2 separate regions of the Mus musculus genome follow, and region 2 is linked to region 1. The links are chromatin loops, found by intact Hi-C in ENCODE. Cell type or tissue: left cerebral cortex. All regions are shown on one strand. Each heading gives the region's core, and the rest is flanking DNA. Links, peaks and the distances in the headings are about the cores only. Region 1 has its middle 22 kb from the start of Mir3095. Region 2 has its middle 14 kb from the start of Musk.

Region 1 (12,723 bases), core at 2,764-10,763:
CGGGGCCTAGCAAACACAGAAGTGGATGCTCACAGTCAGCTAATGGATGGATCACAGGGCTCCCAATGGAGGAGCTAGAGAAAGTACCCAAGGAGCTAAAGGGATCTGCAACCCTATAGGCGGAACAACATAATGAACTAACCAGTATCCCGGAGCTCTTGACTCTAGCTGCATATGTATCAAAAGATGGCCTAGTCGGCCATCACTGGAAAGAGAGGCCCATTGGACACGCAAACTTTATATGCCCCAGTACAGGGTAACGCCAGAGCCAAAAAGGGGGAGTGGGTGGGTAGGGGAGTGGGGGTGGGTGGGTATGGGGGACTTTTGGTATAGCATTGGAAATGTAAATGAGCTAAATACCTAATAAAAAATGGAAAAAAAAATTTAAAAAAAAATTAAAAATACAAAATGTGAAAAAAAGATGGCTCAACTTGAAAAGAAGTTATTTATTCTACAAATAATTATAATTTTTAAAGTCATATGTCCAAAGGTATCTATTTCTAAGAGAGAGAAAAAAATTGGCTGAAAAAAATCCTCTTAGTAAATATGAATAAAAAGACTTACTTCTAGTAGCAATAATACTTAACAATGACCAAGGAAGACAAGCAGAAGTAATTAAGAATGAAGCAAGTCTGTCCTTCTTAAGTTTGAGTTTTACTCAGTGTATCAAGTTAGTAAAAAAATAAAGTTTCTATTCAAAGGAAAATGAAAAATTGTTGTTTCTATATAGTAAACTGTATAAACAAAAAAGTCCGTTAGTAATCATTTTTAATAGCTCAAAAGGTCAATAGCCCAAGAAATTAAAAACAAGACGGGGCTGGGGAGCATAGCTCAGGCTGTTCTTCCAGAGAACCTATACTCCGTTCCCAGCACTCACCTGGAACAGTCTCTAACTCCGTCCCAAGGGCTCCAGCGCCCTCTTCTGGCCTCTGCAAGTACTAACTCATGTACGAGCCTCAAAAACCGCTAACAAAATAAAAAAATTCACCCCAAAAATGTAAAAACAAGAAGATAAATATGCGGGAAGGCAGATGTGGGAATGTGAAGGCAAGAGGTCTGGGGTTAAAGCACAAATCTATCTTTCAGGCTGAATGGGCCCCATAAACTTGAAATCAGCAAGCCTGTCTCATCTCCCAAGAATGCATACCAGTTAAAATTCCTTACATTCTTTTCCCTTGCCTATTATGCCTGGAAAAATACTTGAAGCCACAATGCTGGATGGAGAAATCATTTTTGTGCGTCAATATGCCAGTATTTTCTCTGGAAGGAAGAGGGGATGGTTTTCGTAGATCCTCGAGTTATGGTGATTTGACATTTTTAGTTATAAGATTTATTGTTAATACAGAAAAAGGAAAATCTTTTGCAAAAGAACATTGGAAAAACTAAGCCACTTTTATGCACTCCCCTCTTCCTTGACCTACTTGTTAAAACTTCCTGTTTGTGAAATAAACAAGAGAGTCCCTGGAGTGCTTTGAAGTCTGTGGCTTTGAGGAAATGACTGAGTAGCCCTGTCAGAATATCTCTCGGGCCACTCAAGTCCCTGGGGGCCTGTCCTCAAGGGAATCTTCTGCCTTTTGAGCCAAGAGCTCATGTGCCTCCATTCAGCAAGGGATTATCAGCATCCCAAGAACTTGGCCCTAACATACTCACTGTTAATTTGACAAATTGTGCACTTACACATCTTTCTTAGCCTCTGCCACACTGCGGCTTTAGCGGCTAAGATGCCCGCGTATTGATTGATCTTTAGAACTAGACTAGCTTCTGGGGTGCTCCACAGAAGAACGGACTGAGAGTCAGAAACCTTGGCCTGAGTCTCAAATGACCCACATAGACATCAATGTGTGATCTTGGCCAAGCCATCATTCCATTAATACTCTATAGTCACCCTCATCAATGTCCCAAACCATCTGCTGTTTATCAAACGCCATGGCCTTTTTTTAACAGCCTTATTGACTACTATCTGGAGTCTTCCTCCTTAACCTTCATAGGATACCTTTTAGGCGTTCCTACCACATGCCAGAGAGTGTTATGACAGCTTCATGCATGTATATAATATATTCTGATCATATACAATCCACTACTCTCTCCTATTCCCTTCCCTCTCCTTCCCATACAGTTCCCCTCCTGCTTTCATGAGTTTATATTTGTGACCCACTGTCACTGGGTCCTTAACCATAGCCACTAGTCCACCTGTGGCATTTAGCATCTGCATCCAGAGCTGTTATTTAGGCTTATACATCGCTTTCCCTGCATAGCCTCAGCCAAAGCCACACTCAAATCCCAGGCATTCATCCTCAGACTCAGACTCCAGACGGTATATTCCGTCTAACGATGCCCAGAAATGTCACCTCAACAGGCCCCAGGTTCAATTACACAACAGTGACCCACCCCCACCCCACCATGTCTCCTCACACTTTCCAAACCTGGAAATCATACTGATTGCTTGGGTAAAGCTGATGTTACTAGTTTACCGATGACGGTTTAAGTAGCAATTTTGAGAAGCAAAAATACTTTTTGGAACTTCAACAACTAGATCAGGTCATGCAGATTCTACCTTATTTGGTTCCCTTGTTCTTGGCTATTCTTGTCTCCATTTCCCTAATTCAAGAGTGCCAAACTCTTCTTCTCCAGCCCCTTCTACCCTCTGAACTAATTGCCTTCAGACCTTGCCAGACTTGACAACTTCCATCACATACTCCTCCCACAGTGGCCTTTTGTCAAAGGCAAGTCTGGGAGTCTCATATGGATCTCCATGTCTATACGGTTATTTAAACAGAAGAGCTTCTGTTTGTGCACAAGACCCTTTGTGATCTGGCTTCAACCTGTCCCTACACTGTCACCTCCAGGCTTCCTCCCATATACCCTGCTCTCTGCTTAGGTCCTTCATTTCCCCACAACACAACACGCTGACCCATGTATCCTTTCCTTCCTGGTACCTGCTCCTCCTGCTGATGGAATGCTGTTCTAAACCCCAGCGTGTTTTGTTGTGTTTGTTTGTAAGTTTTCTCATCCTCCTAGGATTTAGTTCCCTGGCTCTTCTGATAAGCCATCCCTTTATCCCCGGTGTGATAGATTGTGACCACAGCTATTCACAGCTTTCTGCATTTACATTTTTTAAAATTTCTATCTTTAAATTTCTATCTTTAATTGTGTATATCTGTGTGGGATTGGTTCTGTGTGTGCAGGTGGGTGCAAATGCCAGAAGAGGCCAGAAGAGGTCATCAGAGCACCTGGAGATAGAGTTACAAGTGGCTGTGAGCTGACCAACATGGGTGTTGGGATCCATGCTCAGACCCTCTGCATAAGCAGTACTAGCTCTTAAGTGATGCGCCATCTTCCCAGCCCTTGCATTTACGTTGTGCTGGGGCCTCACTATAATCAAAGTATACTTCAGCACACCTTCACTTCGCAGCTGGCTGGTGCCTTACTGCTTCATAACAACTCAGGAGCAGATATGATAATAAACCAGCTCCAAGCCCCGTTAGACAAACTGACAACATAGTTATGAAAAGAATGGGTCTGAGTTTATCCCATAAAAAGAAAGAGATAGACCTGGACCAGATCCTCTCCAGTGAGTTGACCTGAGTCAAGCTTCACTCCTTTGACCTGATGTGAATGCTCACTGTTATATGAAATTGAGATAGATGTTTTCAGTTTAGTGTAGCAATAGCTTTGCTTATCTTTTAGTGGCTACTCTTGCTGTGATGAAACACCATGACCAAAAGCAGTTGGGGAGGAAAGGGTTTATTTGTTTCCATGTCCTGAATCACATACAGCTCACTGAGAGACAGCAAAACAGGAACTCAAACTCAGTAAAAACCCAAAGGCAGGAGCTGATGCAGAGGCCATGGAATGATGCTACTTACTGTCTTGCTCACCATGACTTGCTCAGTGTGTTTCTAATAAAACCCAGGACCACAGCTCAGGTATATATCCCCACCCAAAATGGGCTGGCTCCCTGCAATCAATCACTAATTAAGAAAATGTCCTACAGGCTTGCTTGCCTACTGGCTAGTCTTAGGAAGGCGTTTTCTGAGTTGAGGTTCCATTCTCTCAGATGACTTTAGCTTGTGTCAAGGACAGCTGGCATATCAGCTGTGGCTTCTCCCCTGTCCTCTCACATGTTTCCATTCCACATCCTCCAAGAAAAGAAAGACGGCAATGCTGGCACCTTGGTCTTCTGTAGTTCCTATCGAGCTTATCTCAAACTCCAGGCAGTGAACTGAATCTTGCACACTGAGCTAGTTCTTTAAAAGGGAAAAACTGAGACTGGAAATACAGCTCAGGGGAGAGCTTGCATGGCTCTTAGCCCCTGAGTTTGGATCCTCAGCACAATGTCTGCTGGAGAAGAGAGGGATCGCCTAGGCTTGCTGACTTATAGGCAAGTTCAAAGTTCAATGAGAGACTCTGTTTCAAGGCACACAGGTGGGTATGCATCACACACAGAGGCGCATGTGTGCACAGAGAGAGAGAGACAGAGACAGAGAGACAGAGAGATAGAGACAGACAGAGACAGACACAGATAGAGAGACAGTGGCAGAGACAGAGAGATACAGAAACAGAGAGAGACAAAGAGACAGAGAACTACCCTGCCTATCATGCAACATTTCTCTCAGATAAATGGAAGCTTGAGCCTTTTTCTTTAAGGAGTAAACTCTCTAACCCAAACAATTTTATCTTCTATGTTTTCAAGTACATATATTTTACACAACTTTTATTTACAGACATGAAATCATGGGAAGAAACATCTGATTGTCTAACTAACTTTAACCTTGGCTAGTCACAGAGATCGACTCTTTTGAATTAGGAACACCTTGAAAATGCTTACAAGTGAAAACTCATTAACTTCTCAATGCTTTTGTGCAAGTGTTTCTGTGCCATGAGCAAAGGTTTGAGAATTAGCCTACCAGAGGTTCAGTTTCCAGAAAATTACATCTTATAAAACTGATTGTAGGCCAGGATTTGTCAGTGAGAGGAGAAATCTGAAAGACGTGGTCTTGGGAAGATGCCAGCGTTAAAAGACTCACTCACATTCCACCCTCACTGCCAAACCCAAAGGAACAGGCAGGGGAAGTCTGGTTTAAGTCCAGAGAAAGGCAATTTTGGTAGCCAATTCTCACACTCGGGAAAAGGTTTGCTGGAGCTGTTTAGAGTTGTCCAACCTTGAGCATGGACAAGGAACAGTCATACTGGTAAGATTTGGACAACCTCTGTTGTCCACGCTTACACATGGTGATGGAGAATTTTGCATCTAATTTCTTTGTGTTTTATAGACAAGTGGCAAGCTTTGTGATGCTACAGGGACACTCAGAGGGATGACTGTGGTCAGGACAAAGCTCTCTTGGGGACATGCTTATCCGATAACATTCTATGAAAGCTATAAAGGCAAGATTACTTATATACTATTTATATTTATACAAAATGCTTGCCCAAAGTGATTGTTATGTAAGTGAGATAGATTTTAATTTTTCCTACTTTTCATATCTTTAAAGTTTTTAAAACATATATAATTACATCATTCTCCCTTTATCTTTCCTTTGTCCAGCCCTCTCCATGTGTTCCTAACTTCATCTCAAATTCTTGGCCTCTTTTTCTTTAATTGTTATTGTTCCATATATATTGCATAAATATACAAATGAAGCCTATTGAGTTTATTTAGTATTACTTGTGTTATATGATTTCAGGGCTGACCACTTGGCACTGGTTAGTCAATTACTTTCCATTTCTTAATATATTTCATTAAAAAATTGCAGCTTTACTATGAAAATGGTAACTATCTCATACAAAACAATATCTGCACATCAAAGCTTGAAATCAATGAAGACTGTTTTCCCAGCAATCATTGAACCCAAACCAAGCAGTGAAGAAAAAAACAATCAAACAAACAAAAGCCTTACTGGACAATCTCAGGGGGGATAGTGACCCCTTCCAGGCAGCCATGGCCTCTTCGCCAAACCAGGCTGAAGATAAAAGAATCTCCTTCTCTGGCTCCAGATCTCTAAACTCCATGGAGACCAGTGTTCTTCTGGTGCAGATTCACTGAAAAGACTTCTGTTTCTTGTACCTATATGCCAGAAATGTGTTTCTAACCTTTTTTTTTTTTCTCAATTAAACAAGAAGCTATATATTATACACAATCCTTTGCTGAAGACCTTAAAATATTTCATCAACAAATCCTCCTTATTTTTAAATTTATTTTTTATTATTATTTTTATCCATGTGCATGCATGTACGCCCTCACTAATATATATGTGTGTAATGTATGTACAGAAGCCCATGAGGCTCACTGGATCCTCTGGACCTGGGGTTACAGGTGGTTGTGAGCCAACATGTGGGAGCTGAGAACCAAACACTGGTCTTCAGCAACAACAACAGCAAACAGTACCTGGTTCAAAGCCTTCCTCATGAGTTACCATGAACTAACTTCCTATGGATCCCTGCCTCCCATCCTCCCAAAGCAAATTAGGAAAAAAGTCTTCTCTTAGGTGAAATGGTGAATGTTTTACATAGATTAATAAGGGTTGTTGTTGTTAAGTTTCCCTGTTCCTCTAGCCACCATACACAAATACACACACACATACACAGATACACAAGCACACAGAGAGAGAGCGAAAGAGAGAGAGAGAGAGAGAGAGAGAGAGAGAGAGAGAGAGAGAGAGAGAGAGAGAGGGAGAGAGAGAGAGAGACTCTTAGACAAGCAGAGAACCTAGAAACTCATATACAGTCTTCCTTCCTGCTGTCTTCTATAGGAGCTATCTGTCACTGCCTTTGTGACTCTGTTTCCGGGGAACTTCAAAGTGGGCAACCTCTTTCCTAAACTTAAGGCTGAGGGATGGACAAATTCCTGATAAGCGATTTAATGTTTGACTGGCTGTCACGTCAGGAGGTCTGATTTGGGGCACTAAGTTGTGTTCCTAGGGACCTTCTGGTTGCAATTACCACTAGATGTCCCCCTTCTCCTCAACCTAAACCACAAAGGAGCCTCTATCTCATACTCCTGCCACAGCAGGGCAGGTGAGCACGGGGTGGGCAAAGCCTCCCTCGGGCAGTAAGCACTTTCAATATTACCCACCAGCATGAATAGCCTTGGAAAAGTCCACCAGTATCTTGCACTTCTGAAGCATAAATGTTTTCCTTTGGTCCTGCCCCATTATCAAGTCCATCATTTCATCGGGGCAGTACATACTGAACCCAGCAAAGCTTTTCATATGGACTCTTTTTTTTTTTATATTCCTTAACTCTCTTCTTCTTCCCTCATAGACTTGAAGGGTCTCTTGAGCCAACCAAATCCTGGAGAGAAGTCTTTGAACCTTCAGTTTTTACTCAGTAGCTTCTTGGACCATGTGCCTGTACAACATATAAAGAAGTCAGATTAATATTATAACAGATCATAGATTAGCCTGAGATCAATCCCTTCCCATGTTGGTAGAAGGCACAGAAAAGTCAGCCATCACTTCATTCGCAGGAAGTTCTACTGAGAGACCCATCCAAGCTTCTCATCATCTGTGAGAGACCAAGTGTCTCTCTATCTGTGATCTCGATTTTCCTTATCCATTTCTGTGGTGCATGCTGACTTCACCGCTCCTTTCCTGTTAGGCTATGAACAGTGATGCCCAAAACTTCTGATGGTAATTTGCCAGTACTAATATATCCACAGTCTGATAAACTACAAGTCCATGTATGGGTACCAAGGGGGAAGGGAGATACAACTAACTTTTTCCAACAAAGGCAGGTGGGAACCTTAAACTAGCCAAGGCAGGGCAAACTCAACTCTCATTGGCTGAAAAACCTTTTAAGGATGAAATTTTGTAGCCAAAGTTCTGTGTGTACCCAAGAATGTTCCAAGAATGTAACACTATCACAATTACCAAATTTAAAAGATAAAGAAGACAGGAATGATCGAAGAGATATATTTCTAGAAGTCCTGTGGTGAAATGCTTAGAGAGCCACATAGGGAAAAAAATGTAAACATGGTTCCTTAAGGCACCTCTGAGTATGAGTCTGGCTGCCTCCTCCAGCTTCAGCAGACCATGAAAAGGAAGAGACAACATTATATCTCTTGGATCTTAGAGGGACTAAGGGGGCTTATTTTGTCTGAAGGTGCAAAAGAAATCAAAGAAATGATCCAGAGGTGATGTGAGAGTAGCCAAACTTGAAGAATTGGGCTGAAAGCTTCTCTGTGGGTTAAAAGAGGGCTGCAGACCTTCCAGGTTGGTGGTGAAATCCGGTAATGGTTGGCTTGACTCATCTCACTGAGGCTGAAATGGAGCACAATGCTTTGGAGAGATAATATATATATATATTCAGTGTAATTTAAGAAATGCAAGTAGTACATTTCTTTGAGCTCACAGAGGTTTGCATCAAAAGGACTCACTGAGTCCTCAGCAGAAATTGTTTAAAGAAAATTAGTTATAATAACATCAAATTTTAATGTATTTTAACACCTTTTAAGGTGTTCTTAAAGATGGTGCCCTTGTTGCTATTCTATTGCTATGATGAAACACCATGACTGAGCCAACATTTAAAAGAAAGCATTTAATTGAGGGCTTGCTTACAGTCTCAGAGAATTAGTTCATGACCACTGTGGTAGAGAGGTGGGAGGCGGGCATGCAGACATGGCGCTGGGACAGTAGCTGAGAGCTCACATCGAATCTGCAAGTTGCAGGCAGGAAGGGAGTAGATTGGGCACGGTGTGAGTTTCTGAAACCTCAAAGCCTAGCCTAGTGACAACCCTTCTCCAGCAAGGTCACACCTACTCTAATAAGGCCACACCTCCTCCCAGTCCTCCTAAACAGTTCCACTAACTGGGGAGCAAGCATTCAAACACACAAGCCTGTTAGAGCCATTCTCATTCAAACCACCAGATAGCCATGTATTCTCTGTACCTTGATCAGGTATGCTCTAGCCAAAATCTCATCCAAGTATGGGGAAGTGGGCATGAAATTCCACTCCTAGCTGAGAAGTTATCAGCGGTTAATAGATGCTGGAAGGGGGAGAGTCAGTTTTCTTTAAAAGCCTGGTTCTAGCCGATACTTAACCATGCTCCTGGGGATGACCACACACCCAAGACTATAAGAGCAACACAAATGAGAACTGATGAGTTTTTAAAACAACAAGCAAGCAAAAAGCAAGGACATAAAGTTGGTTGGGTAGGGAAGAGAGTAAGGGATCTGGGAGAAGTCCGGGGCTAGAAGAGAGTAGGATCAAAATACATTGTATAACGTCTCAAAGAATTACAGAAAGAAAAATGGGGACATCAAATAAAACTAACTAGAAAGAATATTTTAAGCTTTAACATTCCTAGTGAAATAGAATACATAATGCAGAAACTTAGACTCTCTCCCAAGGAAACAATGCACTGTCAAAATGGGATACGTCATTCTGCTTTTCTCAATAGACAGCAGGAATTCTAAGACACAATCAACATGCCCAGCCTAACAAAAATGCAAATAGCTCTCCCTAACCATGTGACTGCCTGGGAGGATGGATACCAATAGAGAGAGTCATGATTTCTGAAGTCCAGAATAAAGTTGATATGCCAATGGTCCTGATTACCCTTTTTTATCAACGCATAAATACCTAGGCTGAAGATGATCGAGGCATGTCCCTTTTTTGGTTTTTCCAGACAGGGTTTCTCTGTGTAGCCCTGGCTGTCCTGGAACTCACTTTGTAGACCAGGCTGGCCTTGAACTCAGAAATCCACCTGCCTCTGCCTCCCAAGTGCTGGGATTAAAGGTGTGCGCCACCACCACCCAGCTCGAGGCATATCATAAGGTTTCTTTAAAAAAAATTATTGTTCAAAACTATACACTCAGTGGAAAACATCCATGAAAGAGGAAAGATGAAACATGTGTCGCACATTCAAATTGTCACAAAGTATAACTTCATGGGCTGGTAGGGGTAAATCATTTAGGGGAACCAAAAAAAAAAAAATTCCTTTCTAAAGAGACAACTGAAAGGGAAGATGAGATTTGAGATTTTAAAAGGAACACTGTACCAACGTCACCAACTGGCAGTGAAGTTATCTCGGAGCTCCCTGGCATATGTGAGCAAAGATTTCCATGTGAAATTAAACTGGGAAATAAGGATCAGGGAATAAATAGGCAAATTATTTTAATGAATGAAGAACAGTGGGGAAGGGGGGGTGGAAAGAAAGTCAATTGGTGAATTGGTAGCAAAATTACCAAATTTGAGACAGGAAAAACACATAGATTTACATGGACAGATGTTGAAATGTTTCTGAAAGCCATCTCTTTAAATACACAAAACTTCAAAGTAACTGGACAAATAATTTCAAGATGTCAAATTAGAAGGAAGAAAGGGAGTCACACATGCGTAATAAAGAGAAACAAAGAGTCAACCAAGTAACCATAGCATGCAAAGCCTTGCGGGGTGACAGGAAAAAGGAAACAAGTTTCTTCTGTTTGTAACACAAGTTCCCCAAGGAACGAGAAATTAAAAGTGGGCAAGCCAACGAGAAGGAGCCTCAGAAGTGCTGATGCTTAAACCAAACAAATAAGGGGGGAAAGGTTGAATAAGGGCATATTCTACCATTCACAGAACCTAAAAAAAAAAATCCATACATTCATAAATAAGTTGCTTCAAATTAAAATTTAAAAAAAAAGCCACGATCAACCTATAGAAATAGACAAAGGCTATGCAAAGAAAAGACAATGGACAATGTCTGAAAGAAAAAAAGTCACCAGTGTCATCAAAAGAAACTAAAAGTAAAAGTGAGAAATAAATATATGCCAATTTGGCAACAATCAAAGAATTGCTTTCTGATTAGTACGAAGGAAGGGGGAGCACTGACTTTCGCAGAACTGGAAATTCCGAAGGGCAGCCAAAAACACTAGCATGTCACTTCTGCTCTGATACACTGCTATAAACTAACGCAGTAAGCCAGGGTTGTACTCTGTGACTGGTATTTCCCCCAAACTGATATCTGCTCATTACTGGCACACATGCTTCTGTGTGGATAAGGAAACCAAAGAATGTCAGACTGAGAAAAAAGGAGGAACTGCTGTCAGCGGCAGATGGTGAGATTCTCCACACGAAGGAAGATCCTGAGGAGCGGAATCTGATGTTATTACTGGCCAACATTTTCTGTTTTTAATTATCCCTTAATTTTTATTTACATAATGGTAATTTCTTCTGGATGTTGATTGTTGCCATGTGGAGTCCTGCTCGGATGCCCTGTAGTCCAGACACTGTGATGTGATCTAAAACAGGTCTCAGTGGATTCTAGTTCTTGACCAAAAATTATGTGAATTCACTCATTTCAACTGAGGCCAGATTATTTCTGTTAGAGGGAAATTCCTGTAGTTCCTACTCTCTAGTGCAGTGCCTGTCGATTCCCAAGCCGAATTTCTTAATAATCTGATTAATTCTGAAAAAAACTTCAAATTTCCTTTTAATTAGCTTCTCATTTAACTTTGCCAAGGTAAGATTTTACTACTGCAAAACAACAAAAGTAGAAACAACAAAAAATAAAACCCTAACTGATGTTCCAAGATGACAAATTACAAATTTTGCTTAAATATTTTTATTTTTTATTTCACATAAGTGCAGTACCAGCAGAGGCCAAAGAGGATATCAACTCCCCTAGAGCTTGAGTTTCAATGGTTTGGGGCACCCCAGGTGGGTGCTGGGAAATGAACTCTCGTCTTATGGAAGAGCAGTGTATGCTCTTAACCACTGAGCCAGCTCTTCCGTCCTTTGTTTCTGGTTTTGTTTTTTATTTTAAGGATGCTTAAGATGATTATTAATCATAAACAAATGTATAAAAGAATGTTTTTCTAATATTAATAATTAGCAAAATATAATAAAAGAAATATTCTATTCATGTTTTCTTTAAAATTTAATATATTTTAATTAATATATTATATCACTTCTCCTTTTCTCCCTCCAACCCTCCCCATGTCATCTCCGCTCTCAATTTCTTGATTATTTTTCTTTATTATATTGTTCCACGTACACAGGTATATATATATGTATGTGTGTGTGTGTGTGTGTGTGTGTGTGTGTGTGTGTGTGTGTGTGTTCATCCTTATAATGACTTGATAAACCCTTGGTGTTCATCTCTATCAAGACTCCATCGATGGCTGGAGAGATGGGTGGGTAATGTGCTCCCAAGTGCACAAGCACAGGAAACTGAGTTCAACCCTAAGAACCTATGTAAAAATCCTGAGTGTGGTGGTACCCACTTGTAATCCCAACATTGCTAGGGTGGAGCCAGGGGGATTCACTAGTCACTAGTACCAACTTAAACTATCTGCTTGGTTCCTGGCCAAGGAGGGATGATTCTGTCCTGCAAACAAAGTACGTGGTATCTTGAGTTCTGATAACGAGGACATCCTCTGATTTCCATGGTGTATCCACACTCAGGAATGTGGATATGTGTATATGTATACACCCTGCTGAATCTGTTTTTGCAGTTTGTGTGTATATGGCTTCAGAGCTAGTCCTTCTACCTTGGACAGGCAATGCAGGGGCTCAACCCCGAGAGAAGCCAATTCTTCCTCTCCCAGCAGTCATTCGTTGCCTGTAGTTCTTTGTCTAGAGTTAGGACTTTATGGGATTTTCCTCCGTCAACATTAACATTCTCTTGCCATTGCCATTATTTTGATTCTGGTTTATGCTACCTTTTCTAAGAGGCAACCACACAGCAGATATTCTGGAATTCTGGCTCTGATAACCTCTTCTGAGATGTTCCCAGAGCTA
Region 2 (12,723 bases), core at 2,085-10,084, 150 kb before region 1:
TCCTCATTCAAACCACCACAAGGCGCTATTGACTACTGACAAGTTTATTGTGCATTAGTACTAATACATTAGTGGATCTGCCCTCCTTAGCAAGGTGGACAGGTTTGAGAATTATTGTAAACATAGTGTCCCTGGGAATTGAGAAAGTGTTGGACAAATCATTTATTATATCTCTGTGAACAAAAAATATAGGTGATCTATAATAAGTAAGCAGAAATAACACCTCTCATTACTCCCTATAAGCTATTGGCACACTTGTTTGTGTCGGATGCTCCAGCCTACAGAAAACACCCATCAGGATCTTCTGTTCTAGTTTCCTGTGCTGAAGAATTCTCCCCATTCGTGACCTTACATCTGAGCCAGTCTGACGCGCCCCTTCCCACACGCACATCTTTTATTTGGCTCTTTTTCTTTACCCTGGGCCTCGGACCTACTGGTCATTACAGTTTGCTCTCTCACCTGCACTCCTGACTGTAGCTCCTATTCTGTCTTTGACAGCATCCATGAACTGTGAATTAAAGATGGTCCAGTAACAAGGCCCAGCAAAAAGATAAACAATGAAGCTTATGCTCAACTGTGCTGAGGGGCGTTAGTGGTACCCATGCAAGGGTTAAATTATGTCAGCCTTCCACAGGATTCCTGCTTCTTCCCCACTTTTCTTCTCAATCCTTTTCGTTTGGTTTTGATACATACTGGCTTCCTCTGTACTCTACGTGTACGAGTTGATCAGCAGATGGCGCCGCCAACCTGAAGGAACCCTAGTTGGCCGCATAAAATTCAGAAATAATACATTTAAAATGATTAACAGTTGGCTATTTTCATTCCAAATATGGGTGGTAAAAATTGAGGAAATGAAGTATAATTTGATAAGAAACCAATAGCAACATGTTTATATTGCCAATTTTCATGTAAATGCATTTGATGAGAAGAGAACCCAGAGAAGCTTATTAGGTTTTCAAAAAAAACACTCTATTATCAACAGATCACCGTGTAATTACATCTTCCTCAGCAACGTGACTTACTAGGTCTGTATAAATATATCATAATTTAGCCAAGAAATGACATGTTAACAGGAAACGTAGGTTGCTTCTAATATCTTATATTCATAAATAGCACTTCCTGAACTCCTTCTGGTAATTCCCTAGTTGTGAGGAACATATTTCATATTTATAGGATATGCTCTGAAAACTTAAGGAATTATTTCAAAATGATTACAGAAAAGGACCTGGAAACTTGTACGTTTGAGAGTGATTGAAATTTTCAATCTTTTCATCAACTTAGAGGGTTTTCTTCATGTTCCCCACCTTTTCCAAAAGTCTCTCAGGCCTATAACCCCATGTATTACGACTTTATGGGGTATAGATTAAAAATAACACCATAACTTGGGCACCAAGCATCACAATGTGTACCTAAGGTGACTAATTCATAATAGTAAAAATAAAGATGGAAATCTGCAGATCTGTGTATTACAGAGTCCTGAATACGGGGTTGGTTGGTTGGTTGGCCTAACAGTATTGACTCTCTAAGTAGGCCAGGCATGGCGGGGCTCACCTTTAATCCCAGCACTCAAGAGGCAGAGGCAGTTAGATCTCTGTGAGTTCCAGGGCAGCCTGGTCTCCATGAGAAGTTCAGGTCAGCCAGGGCTGTGTAGTAAGGCCCTGTTGCAAACAAATATTTCTACTATCTCCGCCTATAAATGAGGCCCTGTTCATGCCATTGATAACAATAATTATCATTAGAACACTTAGTTTTCTAATTTTAGTTTTTAAAGGTGAATCAGGTCAATTGATGTCCCATTTAGCTTGTGTCCTCTGGATCCGAGTGTCCCTCTGGGATAAAGGAGGTTGGTAGAGCAGTCACAGAGCTAAGCATGTCCCCTTACACCACCTCCTTCCTGGCAAAACAAACTTGTCAACCATCCCCAGCCCACTTTCTACCGTCCTCGTACCACATTCATGGGCTCATGCGAATACTGGAATCCCAGTAAACAACTGGACCCTGACCTCACCTAAGACCTTGGTCCTCACTTCAGGCTCCCTAAGAAGGTTCTGACGCCTGCTGCACTACATACGCAGAGAGACAGAGAGTGGTACCCACAGGTCATGCTGCATATTTCAGAGACATTTACTTACGCCACCTGAGAAATGGAATTTAGGCACGTGCACAGCTGTGCTCTAAATCCCCATGGGGCACAGCTGGCTTAGGTCTACAGGCCTCCTGACAGCTCTCTTGGCTGTTCCCATGCAGCTAGCTAATAGCGACCAGGACAGGTGCAGGACTCCAGCCTTTCAAAGTTTCACTTCTTTTATCAGCAGCGCTGATTTTGTAAAGTATGAAGGTTACCAACCCATTCCTACCCAAATTTCCTGGTAACCCAGTAGGGTGTCCTAGGGACCCAGGTGTTCCTAATAAAACTTTGACACATCTGGATAGGACCGAGCCCTCAGGCTGTACTAGACCCTGCCAATCAAGCACACAGGCACCCTACAGGACCTGCCAGGAAGACTGGGGGCTATGAGTGCTTTGGGTTTAACTTCCTTGTCAAGATGAAACTAAAGAACATTGGAAATAAGGCATTCCTCTAGTCACTAGTAGTTGGTCAGTGCCAGGCTCCTTGTCACAGAAGTAGCTCTTCATTGTGCTTCATATCCCAAAGTGCAACAACCCGAAGAAACCTCATTTCCATAGTGAGGGTCAGTATTTGCTGCTTTCTGAGCTCTGAGAAAGAGATTTCCTGTCACTCTATAGTTTTCCTACCCTCTGTTCTTCCTGTTAAAACAGTCTTTCTCCATTTTCTTTTTTAAAAAGTTACTTTAAATAAGCTTTTTGTGCACTGTAGTGAGTAGCCAGTTATAAGCCCTGTAACAAATATTTATCCTTAAATTCTGTTAGAAACCAGGGCTATCTCATTCCTGATGTTTATGTCTGAGCTTTATTTGCACACAAATCCTGGTTATTCTCTCACCCTGCTATCATGAGAGAAACACTGTAATCCTATTGAAGTGTTTGGGACTGGAGTGTCTGTTTATGTGTCTCTGGTACATACATGAGATATCACATATCCTGCTTATTATTTTGCCCAAGTTCTGTTTTGCAAGTTACCATAGACATCAGTTTTTAATCCAGTAAGAACAGTGTGATATGCAAAAGTGTGTTATCATACAATGCCAAGTTCAACTGTCAAGTTTCAAACAAATGTTTACATCAATCTTCTGCGGCAAACCTTCATTACTTGATGTGTGGGGGAGTTAAACGTCCATCTGGGTATGAGTTAGAAGTCTACTTACTGCCTGTGAGTCAGGCATGGACTAGGCTGTGGATTGTGCCATCAGCTGGCCTGCTGCATGACACAGAATTGTCTCCACCAGCCACAAATTACATCTGTCTATGCCTCTATTTGTTAGACAATCTGGCACCAGGGACAGCTGAGAAGAAAGATTTTAAAACAGCTCATTTGATTGATGTGTTTAAAGCTATCTCTAAATCCAAATAAAAAGCTAGGTGCTATCAAGAACACATAAATCAAACATGACCCTCTTTGAGCCCTGACAGGGTCTGGCTAAGGCCACGTGACACCCACGTGTGCAAGCTACAATTGACTTACATTCAATGTTAGACCAACCAACCAACCCACCCACCCCATATTAAGGACTCAGAGGCCTTGGCTTGTACTGCACCATAAAATAGGTCACATTTTAAAGTTGGCTCAGCTGTGAGATGTAGTGCAAGGCCCAGCATGTAAGCCATGATGAGACCAAACTCAATGGTGGAGCTTAAGATTTCTGTGAAGTCTCAGTTAAAAATGCAAAACATGGTTGATGCCCAGGAGGCTGTTGGGAGATCACCTGGGACCAATGAGTGGGCACAATACATGGTGTTATAAAATAATGATACTTGGTAGCTAAATGCCAATCACTTGAACTTCACATTGGGAGAACCCAGTGCTGGGCCGTGAGGAGTTATGGTAACAACTTTTTATGCCTATGAAAACTCTGTTTGTGGGACAGTACAAAGTACAGCATCAGGTAGAGCTCAAATCAAAACAACCCCCCCAAAACGCCCCTTTTGTTGCCTGTCATTCTCACTGTCAACAACCAACACCAGCTCTATCTAATGTATGCTATGAGGAATTTTCTAGAAGAGTGTGAAGCTCTAGAAATCAACCACAAGCCTAAATACGTAAACTAGAAATCTGAGTGAAAAACAAGGTCATGGCTGGGAGGCACTTTTTCAAGTTCAGCCCAGGAGCTGCTGGACCCTGTGACTTCCTGTCACCATGGCTGATCCTTCAGACTCTGCTGCTGCTGCCATGCGCCATGATGAATGAACCCTAAAGCAACATTTTGCTTTGTTTTTGCATGAAGAATCTCATTGGCTCATCCTGGTCATGTGATCATGCGATATGCTTTAGTTACATGGAAAGTAGAATCTGGAAGCTGCAGCATCATTAATGATAGACAGGGTCTTGATGCCATAGCAGGTCCTGAAAGTGGAAGGGTGAAGGGCCTGGAGACTTAGGAGCAAAACTACATGTCTGTGCACACACACACACACACACACACACACACACAACACACTATAGCAGTGGTGAATTTCTGCATTAGAAACTTTAGATTTTTGTTTACTTATTTACACATAATTAAAAACTTGCTTCTATCTTTTCTAATTTGTTGTTGTTGTTGTTGTTGGAGATTGAACCCAGAAGTTTATACATATTAGGCAGGTGTTCCACTCCTGAGATGATATCATGAGGTCTGAGAATAACCCATGAGGCATGCAAAGTGATTCTGTCTGTTCCTTTTAATTTTTTTCCTTTGCACCCTTCGGCATATAGCTTTCACTTGGCAGCCACAAAAAGGCACAAAATGAAAGAAAAATCATGCAAGAATAGCTCTCATATCCCTGCATCCTATGGAATCCACTTCCTGGGATTCTTCCCCAAATACTCCTTTTCCTGACCTCCTATGTGCCTAGTTGACTTCTCAGCTCAAACGCCAATCTGTGTGAGCATCCTCAGACTCCCATGTGTTCTCAGCACACCTCTCTGACACTGTCCTCTCTCCCCTCTTCCCTCCTTACAACCTGCCTATTACTTCCCAGACAAGGTCTCATGGACCTCAGGATTGCCTCAAACGTATTAGGAAGCCAAGGATGCCTTTGAACTTCTGATCCTCCTGTTTCCACCTCCTGTTGCTAGGATTGCGCATGTGCCCCACTGTGCCCTGTTTCTGTAAAGCTGAATAAAGAAGGTAGATTTTTAAGTATTCTAGATGAGCCTTCCATCAGCTGACCTATGCCCTTGTGTTCTGGTCTTTTTCTGGTGCTGTGGTTATAACTCATGATCTTGGCCAGGCAAGCATTCTACCACTGAATCCCCAAGCCCTGCACTCAGTATTAATTGTTGATATCATTACTCTTCTCCTTGGCCAAGCTGCAAGTTTCTTGCTCAGAGACTTGCCCATTGCTGTAACCCCAGAGTTAAGTTCAGTTACTTGAGTAAATGCTCCTGTTTAGAAAGAAGGTGGGAAAGACACATAATGGGTTTTTCTTGCACTCCTTACATTTTTTTTTCAAATTTGAGACATTTATGACCTGTCTTGCTTTGTTCTCCCAACTTAGAGAAGATGATAAGAAAAAAAAGAACCAAATTTAATAGAGCCCCTGATGATTTTTATCTCTGTAATATTAAAAGTTAACCAGCTGCTCATAAACAATTAATAATAGAAAACAGTAATACAAATGTATCTTTTCATGAGAGTCACCAGATAATACCCGCTTGTTAATAATGTGGCATTCTGTACTGGCAGAAAAATGAATTGTTGACTGTGAAAATACCACTCAGTCATATCACTGTGCCTAAACAATATACAATCTCATCTTTCATGGCTCTCAGCTGCGTCCTGCTTGGAAGACATTTTAGACACGAGCCAATGTTCTACACATAACAAATGCTCAGGAAAGACACATGGAATTCCAGTCGGACGGAGCTTGCCCTACTGCAAAGGGCACATAAATGAATAAATACAAGGAAATCCCCTCCGAGGTGCACACACACACACACACACACACACACACACACACACACACACAGAGGCACGCACACAAGCCTCACAACAGCTGGGACATATTATAAGTTGGAGGACTTTTGTTAGTTCAGATGTTTCAGGTCTGCTTAGGCACTCTGGAGAAGAAGTAAATATTATGAGTAAGTTCATTTCCATGCTGGCTGTGGGGACATGCCAGCACGGTTTACTACAGTTTTATAATAAAACAGTCTCATAAAGGAACACCAGCATTAGTCACTCAGCACATGACTGCCAAGGCAAGATGGTCTCTGTTTTCTTCCCCGAATACTCCGAACATGATTTCATTCAGACTGTCTTCCAAATGGATTCTCTTTACACTAAACCCCATCAATATAATCAAGGAGTGCGTGCTCACTAAATCGATTATCAGTTTAAAGACATCATTCTTTTAAAGGAAATATGACCCATTTCTAGAGCTGCACATGGAAAAGTGAGGGTGGTCAAGACAGAATCATTTGGAGCATTGAAGGGAAGGCTGGTGGAAACTGGGAAGGAACAATGCAGAAGCTAGACCATTGCAGTGAGCAGACTTCACAAGAAGACAACGTACTCGAGATTGCTATAACATGGATTTACTAAGTTGCAAGGAGGAAGGACTCTCCTAACAAACACAAGCAGCAAAGGCTTGCTCAGTCAGCGCATTCTTCTTATTGTCAAGCTGAATGGAAAGCAAATATCCGTCCCTAAAAGCAGATGTAGTGAATATAAAGTCAGAAGAGGGGGACACAGAGAAATTGATCTTTAATGACCCGGGGCTAAGATAGATCTCACTGTGAAAGCTTGTCAAAGGATTAGAAAACACTCGGCCATGCTCTTCTCAGAACCTCCTACATTCTTCCCCAGGTTTTCATCGACTTAGGCTAATCCATCAACTCTTAGCTTAATTATCACTCTCCCAGAGCAACCTTTGCTGGTTGTCGTATCTCAGGAAGGGAGCCTTCAGAGCACCCCAGAGCACCCTGTAATTTCTCTTTATAGCTATTATCTCAACTTGCGCTTCCGTATTTAATCCTTGCTCTTCCTACTGAACCCTCAAAGAGAGCAGGCACCGTGCTTGTTTTGAGCACCACCGGACTCCTAGGACCCAGCACAGTGCCCGGCACATTTGTAAGCACACAACAAATATCTGTTGCATGACTGAGAGAATCCACGGGTAAGGGCTGAGAGCATTGGTGTTAGGTCCAGGTTTTCTTGACTGAAAGAAACTCAGTCCTTTCATCTGTGAAGTGAGGAGGTGTTAGCCCCTGTCTTCTAGCATTCTTTTCAGGATGAACTATATGAGTGGGTGAAAAACACTTGATGAAGAGACCAATAGAGCATATTAACACCATCCTACTAATGATAAATTTAAGAGAAATCAGAAGCCCAGTTGAAAAATAAATCTCAATTACCCTGGGAGATTCCTTGGCTGGGTACCATCAGTACTAACCTCTGAAGATATTTACCCATGTTTTCATGGTTTAGTAGAATTTTATAACACAATTTAATTAGATATGGGACTATATTAAAAAGTTTGTACCGAATTCTTTCCAGTTTAGAATCGACTAGGTCTACATGTCATAATGTTATGTACTCAATCATTATGTGTGGACCTAGTTTTGATGGCAACTGTCTATGGTAGACCTAAATATAGAACTCAGGTCTTTGGGTATCCAGGGCAAATTCTATATTGCTAAACTATTTCCCCAGCCCTGATGTCAACTGTATCACTTTTACTTCCACTCTCTCAGTAGGAACATATCTGCATTATACAAAGAACAGATCATCCAATTTAGAAAGAGGACTGACTGATCAGAAGGTTCAGAAGACAAACAGGCTTGCTGTCAAACCAAACAGCCTGAGTTCAATGTGTAGGACCTGTGTGGTAGAAAGAAAGAATGTTGTCCTTCAAACTCTGCACATGCACCATTACACACACACACACACATACACACACCACACAGACACACACACACACACACAAACCACACACCCCTCAGATACACACACACATACACAACACACACACACACCCCTCAGACACACACACCACAGACACGGACACAGCCACACACACACCACAGACACACACACACAACACACACACACACACCACAGACACACACACAACACACACACACACACCTCAGACACACACACACATACACAATACACACACACCCCTCAGACACACACACACACACCACAGACACACACACACAACACATACACACATACAACACACACACACACACCCCTCAGACACACACACACACACACCCCTCAGACACAGACACACATACACAACACACACACCCCTCAGACACACACACACACACACCCCTCAGACACAGACACACATACACAACACACACACCCCTCAGACACACACACACAACACACACACACACCCCTCAGACACACACACACCTCAGACACACACACACACACACACAAAACATAGGCACAGACACACACTCAAATGTAATAAAAATATGGAAAAGAAAAACAATCAACATTCCCACCTCCTTAACCACACAGGTAATCATCATAATTGTCTTACAAGTTTTAGGACATAGATTGTGAGTGAAAAGACTTGAACTTATATTTATGTTATAAATGAAACTCTCCATGGTTATTAAGGGTCTCTGGTTCATTCAGTCAACATTTACTAATGTCAAACACACACCAGGCATCAAGCATACTTCATAAAAGGTTAAATTTCACATTAAGGACAAAATAGTGCAGGTTCTTTCTTCAACAATTAATGTATCATCAATAAAACTATCAATATAGTATGGTAGAATCCGTGTGAGTAGAATTCATGTGGTAGAATACTGGAGAAAATACCTGAAAGGAAATTTGGAAACATACACACAGGGCCTCATAAATACAGACTTTGACTGAGTAACTAAATTCTATATTTACCTGCAGGTTTTAATTAGAAGATGAGTTAAAAATAAATAAGTCAGATATTGGCAGTTTTATTTCTCACAGTTAAATTGCAAAACTTAAACCGAATGAGTGCACAGATGATGCTATATCTGTTTATTAAAAGAAAATTTGTAATCATCAATGAGAATAAAAATATACATGAGAATGTATATAGGGTACTTTAAATATTATTGGACATATATTTTCTACATGTCATATGAAATATATATATATATCATATATGTATATATACACACACACATATATATAATATTACCTAAGTTATGGCCATACTTAAACATACTTAAAACATGGTAACTTAAATCATTGTTTTTTTTTTCTTGTTATTTTAAAATCTGAAACATATTTTTCAAAAGGAAAATATGAGAGAATAAAAAAAAATTGACTAAATGTCACATTAGCTTAGTGCAGTCTCCAAGTATTTCTTAATCCAGAAAAATGCAGCCAATCATGATTTCACCTGGCTGATGCCAAAACAGTTACTTCACTCATAAACAGACATCCACAGAAATTATCATTCTGAGTATGTAGGATAATTGTACATAGAGTGCTATGATCATAACTCAGAATTTCCATGACTTTCTGTAGTCCTCAGTTCACTCTGGCCCTTCCCTGGGCTAACCTAATACAACCTCCAGTCTGGCTCGTGGGCTACACACTGGGACTTTGAACAAAGGCCAGGAGTGAGGTTGGTTTGCAGACCTTAATCCGACTCATTACCAGGGCACTACAAAAGCAAGTCATATCTGTGGCTTTATATTTTAATTGAATTGATCTCCAGAGAGCGTCAGAGTTATGCCTGGGACACATTTATTTATCTTTGCATCAGCTCGAAGAGATTGTTGCAAAAAATAGACTGTGAATAATTTGACCGTGTCATGCTGATTCACTCCTGTGGTACAATTCATCTAGAACTGTCTGGCGCTGCGGAGTTTTGTAGAGGCTAAAGCAAAGGATGCTGTCCCCCTGAAATGGTGCATTTTTCTATACTAAAAGAGTCTTTCCAAGGACTCTGGATGTTAATGTTGCACACTGTTGAGCCATTATTGACTCAGCATCTTGTCAGCATTTTGCACAGTGTCAATGGATGATGCTAGACGGTGTGATGCTATTCATGGACAGAAGCGCTTTGATAATTTGTGTGCACAAACGGAAATTGTTAGCTAAAAAAGGAGATGTGGATGTATTTGGTGTTTGATCTTTCAATCATCTGGCAGTGAAGGGGGCTGGTACTTTGGGAAAACAATTTGTTCAGTTCTAATGTTTTATGGCGGTTTTGTTTTTCTAAAATGAACAGCCCGCCGATCAAATGAAGTCAGGCTGAACTTAACCAACTCAGGGTTCTCTGAAGGGCTGGTGGGAAACATTTCTAATCCATGCTTTGATTTCATGCTAGCTCTCAGATCTATGGTATGACCTAGCCTGTCAAGGTTACCAGCTATGCAGATGGATTGCCACTTCCTGCTCCTTAGCCCTCTCTTGCTCTCAGTGGTGGTTGACCAAGCTGGCCTCCTCTTCCCTCTTCAGGGACTTTTTTTTTTCCTTCTGCTCACAAGAATGAATGTGCCTGGGTTTCCTTCAACTTCCCAGTAAATTATTCCTCAATCTTTGCTTTCTTTGAGCATATACATGTATGTGTTGCTGTGGGTACACGTGTATACATGTGTACGTGGAATGTGGAGGCCTGTGGTCAGTTTCATTTGATATCATTCCACAGAAGCCAGCCACCTTGTGTATTTTGAGACAGGATCTCTCTTTGGCCTGGAACTCACTGGTTAGGCTAGGCTAGGCTATTTGGCCAGTGAGGCCCAGGTATGATCTTGTCTCTGTCTCCCCAGAGCTGAGATGACAACCATGCACTACCATGGCGCTGCTTGTGTGCGATTAAACTCGGGATCTTATGTCTACAACCAAACGCTTCTCTCATTCAAGGATTTCCAACCCTCTTTTGTCACCTTAATTTGGTTAGGATGTGACGAGACCCTCATACTGTGAGGTGATCCTCTCTGGACCCTGATTAGGCACAGACCAAACCCAGACACCAATTTCCAAGTGCAAGCACAAAGAGATCTTTTACTAGACAAGGCAAAGAGACAAGGCAGATGGATCTGACTCAGGCAGAAATAGCAGCAAGTAGCTTTGCAAGTGTTAATTTTAAGGGGGGGGGAGGGGAAGGTCTGTGTTAGAATGAACTAGGGCACATTGGTGAGTTCTCATTGGGTATTTTAACTAGATGAGTCACAACAATGAATTTTGATTGCTGGACCTTGATTTTTTGATAGTTGGACCAGAGTGACCAGTCTCAGGAATGAGTGAGTGGCCAAATAGGGAGTAGACCTTGGTGGTGAGCCTTAGGAAGGCAATCTAACGATTTAGCAAATGGACGAAGAGTAAAAAGCTAAAGACCGCCGGGGTCTGTGCTTGCAATGCTCAGGCCTCCGAGAGCCCTTCAGGATGTTAAACAGACGTCTCACATTATCAGCAAATTCCTAATTCATGATTAGGGAACACCCCTTCCCCTTCCTTCTTTCCAGTTGGGTCTCAGGCAGCCCAGGCTGGCCTTAAACTTCCTTTGTAGCCAAGGCAGAACTTGACCTTCTAACCTTTCTACCTCTCATAGGCCTTCACTACCAATCTTATTTGTATGGGTATTGGTGATTGAAACCAGTGTATCCTAGGCAAACATTATGCCAATTTAGACAGATCTCATTCAAGAACCTTTTAATTTTTAGATGTTTCCTCTTTCCAGTCCTCTGAATTCCACCACATCCATCCGATACCTAATCCGGCACAGCCTTGTCACTGTTACACCCACACGGGAGCAGTAAATATGCATATAAAATTATCTCAGAAATGACAGGGTCAGGAACATCTTTTGTATTCTGACTCTTTTTTTTTGTTTTGTTTTGTTTTTTGTTTTTTTTTTTTTTTCACAAAAAGCAAACAAAACTTTTATTGAGGCCATATTGCTAATCTGTAAAACTATTATATAGATAAGATTATATATGTATACATTATAAATATACGCATGTACACATACATACATGTACACATATACATAGATTCCTCTCACCCCACTTAATCTGTTTCATTCTTTTTTTTTTTTTAATTAGGTATTTTCCTCGTTTACATTTTCAATGCTATCCCAAAAGTCCCCCAGCTTCCAACCGCTGACACCATTGCATACACTAGCAAGATTTTGCTGAAAGGACCCAGATATAGCTGTCTCTTGTGAGACTATGCCGGGGCCTAGCAAACACAGAAGTAGATGATCACAGTCAGCTATTGGATGGATCACACGGCCCCCAATGGAGGAGCTAGAGAAATTACCCAAGGAGCTAAAGGGAACTGCAACCCTATAGGTGGAACAACAATATGAACTAACCAGTACCCCGGAGCTCTTGTCTCTAGCTGCATATGTATCAAAAGATGGCCTAGTCGGCCATCACTGCAAAGAGAGGCCCATTGGACTTGCAAACTTTATATGCCCCAGTACAGGGGAACCCCAGGGCCAAAAAGCGGGAGTGGGTGGGTAGGGGATTGGGGGTGGGTATTGGGGACTTTTGGGATAGCATTGAAAATGTAAATGAAAGGGAGTCATTATGTCTAGTTTATGCTCTAGGAAAGGGGATTGTACTGGGGCCACTGTAAAGGTTACAGACCACATTCTACTCGTCTGAGGGCAGGCTTGGCGAGGAGTGTT

What was found. Peaks named below come from ENCODE experiments on the same cell type or tissue, not always from the same donor. Only the 100,000 strongest peaks of a DNase experiment are listed, where the experiment ranks them.
Region 2: it touches region 1 in a loop (2.2-fold over the local background); 13 of 42 quality-filtered maps call a loop at or near these places.

Annotation. Positions count from the first base shown.
Region 1 is chr4:58,412,473-58,425,195 of GRCm38, forward strand. No RefSeq gene overlaps it. Among named protein-coding and RNA genes, the nearest start is that of Mir3095, 22 kb to the right of the region's middle. In left cerebral cortex, for the core only: CTCF peaks have their summits at 3,210 (motif pointing right) and 6,946; DNase peaks (open chromatin) are centred at 5,032 and 6,946.
Region 2 is chr4:58,265,772-58,278,494 of GRCm38, forward strand. It overlaps the pseudogene Gm30907. Among named protein-coding and RNA genes, the nearest start is that of Musk, 14 kb to the right of the region's middle. In left cerebral cortex, for the core only: no CTCF peak of the experiment used is centred there; DNase peaks (open chromatin) are centred at 6,260 and 10,080.